Linked DNA regions of Homo sapiens: region 1 is linked to region 2. Evidence: chromatin contacts called from ENCODE Hi-C or POLR2A ChIA-PET data. All regions are on one chromosome and are shown on one strand. Each heading gives the region's core, a stretch centred on a gene start or an enhancer-like site at or near the end of the contact. The rest is flanking DNA. Distances are from core to core; before and after follow the strand shown.

The links. Hi-C counts contacts between places; a loop is a spot of excess contacts on that map. ChIA-PET counts read pairs that join two places held with the same protein, here RNA polymerase II (POLR2A). Pooled maps may share reads with other maps.
Region 1: a loop to region 2 is called in a map of heart left ventricle, with 2.1 times the contacts of the local background. The contact joins two enhancer-like sites. A Hi-C loop is called at or near these places in 10 of 168 maps with a recorded cell type or tissue (Calu3, aorta, cardiac septum and 3 more) and 6 of 50 pooled maps. POLR2A ChIA-PET finds 5 or more read pairs at or near these places in 1 of 52 experiments (OCI-LY7).

Annotation. Positions count from the first base shown.
Region 1 is chr11:103,698,669-103,702,403 of GRCh38, forward strand. No RefSeq gene overlaps it. Among named protein-coding and RNA genes, the nearest start is that of MIR4693, 150 kb to the right of the region's middle. Within about 2 kb of position 2,028, at least 4 of the 41 ENCODE cell types and tissues checked have a DNase peak (open chromatin) inside an H3K27ac peak, as active enhancers do.
Region 2 is chr11:103,799,557-103,803,340 of GRCh38, forward strand. No RefSeq gene overlaps it. Among named protein-coding and RNA genes, the nearest start is that of MIR4693, 48 kb to the right of the region's middle. Within about 2 kb of position 1,360, at least 5 of the 41 ENCODE cell types and tissues checked have a DNase peak (open chromatin) inside an H3K27ac peak, as active enhancers do.

The DNA.
Region 1 (3,735 bases), core at 778-3,277, 100 kb before region 2:
TTGGGAAGTGTGGGCTATCCAACTTTGTTCTTTTTCAAGATTTTTGGCTATCTTATGTCACTTGCACTTTCATATGAACTTTAGAGTCAGCTTGTAAATTTCTGCAAAGAAGTCATCTGGGATTTTAATAAATATTACATTGAATTTGAATCTGTACATTGATTTGGGGACTATTGTCATCTTAACAATATTATCTTCTAATCTATGAGCAGGAGATACACTTACATTTATTTAAGTAGTCTTTAATCATTCATAGTTTAATCACTCTTCTACTTCTTTTGATGCATTTATTATTTTCGATGCTACTGTAAGTAGATTTTCTTGATATTTCATTTTCAGAATGATCATTGCTATTGTACAGAAATCCCTGTATCCTGCAACTTTGCTGAACTTGATTACCAGCTTTCCTAATTTTTTTGTGGATTCATTAAGATTTTCTACAAATAAGATTATGGCAAATACAGATAGCTTTGCTTCTTCCTTTCTAATCTGAGTGCTTTTTTGTTGTGGTAAAAAACACATAACATGAGATCTACTCTCTTAACAAATTTTTAAGTGTACAATATACATTGTTAACCATAAACACAATGTTGTACAGCAGATGTCTGAGTCCAGCTAAATAATTGGTATTCCAGAATCCACCAGCAGGTCGCATAATGAAAATTCTCACGAATGAGGCTTTGAAGGTGCTCCAACCTCATTCTGCCCTCTCCACTGACTGCCAGGCTGCCGGTTTTCATCATGATTGTAGGATGTTGGCTTTTAAGCTCCCATGGAGCTGAGAGGGAAAGGTGGAAATATGTTGAGTTTAAATGCCACAAAGCATGCTGTTCTTATTAGTATTCTGCTCTATTTTTTCAATGAAATCTCTCTGGCTTGCAGAAAGCCTTTTGTTAATTTCCAGTGTAGATTCTTAGAATTTTTGTCATGTTTTTCCATTGCTTTTATGGAGGAGAAAAGTTTCAGAGGACCTCACTCGGCCTTTCCCTCCTTCTTTCCCTCCCTCCCTCCCTCCTTCCCTCCCTCCTTCCCTCCTTCCCTCCTTCCCTCCCTTCCCTCCTTCCCTCCCTTCCTTCCTTCCTTCCTTCCTTCCTTCCTTCCTTCCTTCCTTCCTTCCTTCCTTCCTTCTTTTTTTGGAGACAGAGTCTCCTTACGTTGCCCAGGCTGGCTTTGAACTGCTTGTGCTCCTGAGTAGCTGGGACTACAGGTATGTGCTATGGTACCCAGTTTTTCACTCTGCCATTTTTATTGATATCATCCCACTAGCTTAACTTCTTTGTAAATACTCATTCTGAGTTCCAAGTAACCATTTTACAAATGTACTTTTGGATATTTTTCTTTGTCTTTTGGAGAGGGCCTAAATTAATCTCTCTCTCACCACTTCCAATAATACAGAGCTAGGCCACAGTCACAGAAGTTACCCCCGCCCCACCCCACCCTATGCTATGTAATTTGAGAGATGTGACAGGTTCTGCCACCTTCAGATCTCTTTCATACCAGCTTACCTCCGTTGAACTTCCTCCCACTAGAATCACTAAATGGTGAAAGCACAAAGATCTGGGCACTATCTGGGCTCCAGTTAAACATTCATGATACCAAGAAGCATTGCTAAAAATACTCCTGCCTTATGAGATGATAGATGCAGGAGGGAATAACACATAGCATGTCCAAGCCTTGGGTAGCCCCAGTGGTGAGGAGACAGAATAGAGGTAGCAGGGTGAGATGGAAAAACAGTGTATTAGTCTTGCAATTAAAAAACCTAATCTCAAATCTACCCCACATGGCTTTGTAATCTTAATTAAATTGCATATCTAATTTAGTTTCAGTTTTTAATTGGTAAAATGAATAAAATAATTCTTACCATGTGGAGTTGTCATGAGGATGAAATACATAAAGTGTTGACTGGTATAATACCTGGCATAGAGGAGATGAATCTAGAGATGCAGATCTGATGAGTTAATAGGTGCATAGTGGGCAGACTGAGGACATGGACGCCTCTGTGACTAAGGAAAGACTGCAGTCCTGGAATGTGAGCTTTCTGTTGGCCAGAACTTTGCCTTCTAGTTCATGGCTGAATCACAGTGTCTAATGCAGGACTGTCACACACAGTAAATGCCTTATAAAATACTTGGCTATTCTTTTTGTTTCTTAAACCTCCAGAAAACAAGATTTCACAACCTCCATCAGTAATCATTTAGGCATTTAATAACCCTGCTGGGGAACATTTCTTGACAGCTTTCTAACTCCCTTTTGTTGCAGCTAGAAACCATTTCAGCTTAACTCAATTCTCAGTGCAGCATTTCAGCTCCTGTTGTACTTGAAAGTAGCACTTCTTCTGTCTTAGCTGTTGTTAATTTTGAGTCCCTTTAATAATTAATATCATATCTTACTCCAGCCAAGCTGAGAGACAGGCTCTTCTGCCTCTCCTCTGGCTTTTTAATTGGCACCTTGTGCACTGCAAACTACAGTGCAAATGAGTTAAATATCATTCTCTGGCTGACATTTTCTTGTTGTCAAAATTCAGCAAGCTCACCCTTAGGAATGTTCCAGTAAGAACTGCAGAAATGGCTCTGACTGAAGGGATGCAAATGTTTCCATGATTTTTTTTCCCCCAAATGTCTTTGCAATTGCACGTTCACATAGCTACCATGCAGACAAGGGTAGGAGACACTGATTTCCCAGTGAAAAGATTGAGGTTTATTATTTGATGTTGTAAATCGTTGAGATTGCACATTTACACATCAGGCCAAGTTCTTGGCTAGCCTTCTCAGAACTGTGGCAAATGATGATAAAAATTAAGTCTGCGAGGATCAGCAGAACATTTATTTAGTATTAACCTGAGTACCTGGTCCAGCCATGCCACCTCCTGGAAGCAGAGTTGGGTGAAGAATGAATGAATGCATTGAGGGAAATCGTAGCAATTGTATGTCAACAACGAAATGCCATAGATGTAACCAAGAAGAATGTAGAGTATTAGAAGTAGAGAAAAAAGGTTTGGAAGCAGAAACCTGAATGTGTGTGTGTGTGTGTGTGTGTGTGTGTGTGTGTGTGTGTGTACGTCTATCCATTACACAAAATTTCATCACCTGTATGCTGAGAGATCTAGGTGGCTGCTCAGAAGATGGTAAACGTTAAAGCTGAGTGCATACTTACATAAAATGTTTACAAATTTGTTTGAATGTAATCTCACCTTTAGTTTTAAAAAATCATAGTTTAGGTGATGGTCTTGATTAAACATGTGTTTTCAAAATAGAAAGATGTAGATTTTTTTCTTGTGGTCTGAGCTAAAAGTAAATAACAACTAGCCACTTAGGCTAATGATTCACATGTAACATAGGACCTGTCTTAAAGAAAGTATCTACAGAATACATATTTTTGATTAAACTGTATATTATGCAGCACATAAATTATTCCTGTGATGATTACCTATACAAAATTGAAAGGAATATGCTCCCACTGATGCCTCCTCCCCAAGAAAAGAACTGAATGAAATGTTTACCCTAAAATTGAAAGAAAAAATTAATTTTCCTATAGGTAAAATATTATAAGTAGAAAAACCTACAGACTTTGTGAGTTAAGGAAAACCTACTTTTACATTCATGTACTCACAGCATATATATTTTCTTAGAAGTCATTCTTGGCATCTGTATCAGTAATTTTGCTGTGAACAACACATGACTCCAAAACCTTTCAGTCCTAAGCATTCTTTTCTCTCATCATAAGTGCCACTGGTTG
Region 2 (3,784 bases), core at 110-2,609:
ATGCATCCTTTTCTTTTAGTCCCTCATCCCTTAAAATCTCTCAGGATCCTTGTAGGTTCAAACATCTGAAAAGATGATTGGTCTGTGGGAAGAGAGCATTCACCCTGGTCTTTCATTCACATGACCATCATTTCCAAGTGGACAGTGAGATCTACTTTTCCTTTTCCTGAGAGCTTAGTATGAAATAGGCAGGCACTGTTCAACAAACTTGCACCTATAGCCAAAATTTGTGTCCAACAGAAACCCATTTACATGAGAGGCTGAGAAGTTTCTTAGCCAAGAACTCCTTCTAAGGAAAGATGAGTCGGACACCAGAGTTTTGATCTGATAATCAAGTATCGGGGCTGAAGGGAAGTGATAATTCTAACTACAGAGGAGTTGTCTTTGACCTGGAGCTGTTTCTAGTCTTATCTGATGAGGCCGTGTCTGGATTCTAGGAAAGGAGGGAAGAGTAAATAAAATTCTAAAGCGTTAAGTCATTAGAAAAATCTCCAAAAATTTAAGTGTAAGCAGACTTGAGTATTCTCCTAACAAAGCCTAACAGGAAGGGGAAAAAGACAACAAAACTATTACTGCAATCTCAATTAGACGAGAAGTTAGTGGGCCCCGGAGAAACTGGGTAATCCATAATCATGTCATTGACCTGTACTACAGAATCTGAGGCAGGTATGATTAACCTCATTTTATGGATGAGGTTTAGGAAGTGACCCTTAGCATGTATGCCACCCCAGGGGGACACCTTTCTTTGTATTCTATGAGAATTGTACCCCCTACATCACAACTGGGAGTGCTAGACTTGGCATCTAGGTCTGGACACTTCTGAGTTTATCCTGTTAAGCAGCCACCTGGATTTAAGCCACCCCATTCTTCAGGAGCGAACAGACCCAGAGAGCTGACCAGGACTTCACAATCGATGGCTCTGTAGGATATTTGTCAAGTTGATTCTACCAAGGAAGTTCTCTATTTCCTGTGGTCCTGGTGAGATTTTTATCCTCCCCTAGGTGCTGGGCTTTTGTTCCAGGACATCTCAGCCTTGAGCTTTGTTTGCTTGTTTACTTCCTCTCCTGCATCCTTGTTGAGGTTCCCAGCCACATTTTTCCCCTCTGCTTATTTATTCCAGAGCAACTGCCTGTGTCATTTCCTTTATCTCTGGCATGTCCCTTGGTTAGTGCTGGTGTTTCTTTTCTTTTCTTTTTTTCCCCATTGCCCAGGGCACTGTGAACAGTTGGCTGTGGTGTAGGATTTACAGACCTGTGCTATGAGATGTACAGACCTGTGCTCTGTACAGACCCAGGAAACGTTGGAGTACAGTGGGCTGACAACAGGGGGGCGCCAGCTGGGGAAGGCAACAGGCCTTAGTTCTTGAACAAAAATAGGCCAGAGATTCTGCTACAACTGGCCAAGATTCCGCCCATCTCAATGAAAGGAAACAGACATTCCCACATGCCCACGAGCTTTGAATGTGTATTTGGCTCCCTCAATAACTCCAGTGCACATTCCCACCCGGTCACTTTTCGCCCACGTTGTTATTGCTGCTGCTGGTTTTTTTTTTTCTTTTTAATAAAGGTCACATTTTATTAGAGATAAGAATAACTTAACAATGAAACTCTTGGTTCATCTGTTCTTCCAGTGCTTTTGTGTTCAGCTTAACATCTTCTAAACAGACATTTAAAAATGATTATTTTCTTCTAGTAAAAATTATAACATGTTCATTTTAGAAATTTTGAAAAAAAGCCATAGAAAAGTATAATAAAAATTCTAATTCCACCATCAAACATAATAACCACCATTTGTATTTATATTTACATATGTCCAGTATTTTTTTAAAAGCACAGGCACATATAGTTGTAAAAAATGGAAGGAATAGTGTTCACCTCATTTTGTTTCAGTAGTTTACTTGTTTTAGCAGCTTAGAATTTAGGTATTTATACAAAAAAATTTTCTAGATATTCATTTTTACATAGTTGAAAGAAAATATATTTTTAATTGAAGAATAATTTTCAGACCATACAATGTACCCACTTTAAGTTTTCAAATTATATGCCCATGTAACCACCATCAGGACCAAAATAAAAAGCATTCCCATCACTTCGAAAAGTTGCCTTGTGTCCAGTTCTAATGTCTACTTTGTTTCAGGCAACCACTGTTCTTTTTTCCACTATAGATTGGATTTGTCATTTTTAGAGTTTTACATAAGTGGAGTCACACCATGTATACTCTTTTGTGTCTAGCATCTTTCATTCAGCATAAATTTTCACACACTTATAACCATATACAACCACACTTGCATATATTTTTTAATTTGCTTTTATTTTACAAATATATTATGAACATTTTCCATATCATTAATTAGTCTCTTAAAATTAAATTTTCATTGACTAATTGTAACTTGTTTTAGGGATATACCACAATTTATCTCATAAATAAGATCTTATTGTTAATTGTTGGTGTTGTCTCAATGGTTTGCTTTCATAATCAAGAATAATTATTCTGGACTACACATGTTTGTGTGCATTACCTAATTTCTTTGGGATAAATTTCTATTTAAAAAAAGTTAAAAGTCTCACAAATTTTAATATGTACTGTGCCTATTTAATCTTCCACAAACATTATATACAAATTTATGAGGAACAATAGCATTTCAAAGGTGAAAGGGAACCTGGAGAAAAATATGGTTCAGTGGTCCTTAACCAGTGGGGTGGACATGCCTATGGAGCTCTTTTGAAATTCACCTGCAGTTATTCTAACTTGGTATTTATGAAGCTCAAGTAGCTGCTCTTTTTGTTTTTAGTTCTGCAGATGATTCTGTTGCACACTACACTGTAAGAATCACCTCAGTTTCACAGATGAAGAAGCTGAGCCACGAAAGGCTAATTAACACCTCCTGATTCCTTATACTCTTGTCACTTTGCCAGGGAGAGCCTTTGTCTACATTGATTACCCATCATCTGGAAAATGACAATAATGACCACCACCACTCCCCTCAGAAATCACAACTAACCATCTAGGTCCTCCGTTGGTGGACCTGTAAGCTAGAACAGCACTTTAAGTGATGGAGTTAGGACCACTTCAGAAAAGTCTTCATGTGAAAGGGACCCCAGACAATTGAAGAGAGGCCTAATTCAGAAATCTACTTAGAAGGTCCTCCCAAAAACTGAAGCAGACCTTTGTTGTTGTTGTTTAACCAGGCCAGATCTTAGGGGTAAACAATAGATTTACAGTGACAATAAACAGACATGCAAACACACACACACACACACACACACACACACACACACACACACAGAAGTTCCTTGACTTTGTCCCCACTCACTCTATAGCCACTCCAGCCTATTCTCAACCCCCAACTCTATCTCTTCAAATTCCTCTCAGAGGAGACTGAGAAGGAAAGAACTGTTTCTCCTGAGTGAAGGAGGGCATCCTTTACCTACCCTATTGGGTCTGTTGTTTCTTTTTCTCTTCTGTGGTCCACCTCCCAGAAGTGATGCTGGCTGTTTCTGCCATCTCCCACCATGGCTGTGGAGAAGCTACTGAAGGAAAATATCTTCTACAGCTTCTTCTCCTTCCAGACCCAGACTGCCACAGCTTGCAGTTCAGTCTATTACATTCATTTCTTAACTTCTCCAGGTTCCCACGGTCACCCTGGGGTGGGGCAAATGCTTTCATATGATTACCATTACAGGGGCTGCAAAGCAATGCTCCATTGAGCTGTCAATGTCTGACGGAAGCTTTAGTGAGTCAATTCTTCAAGATTTTTTCCACTCTTGATTGCAGTCCCTAATCT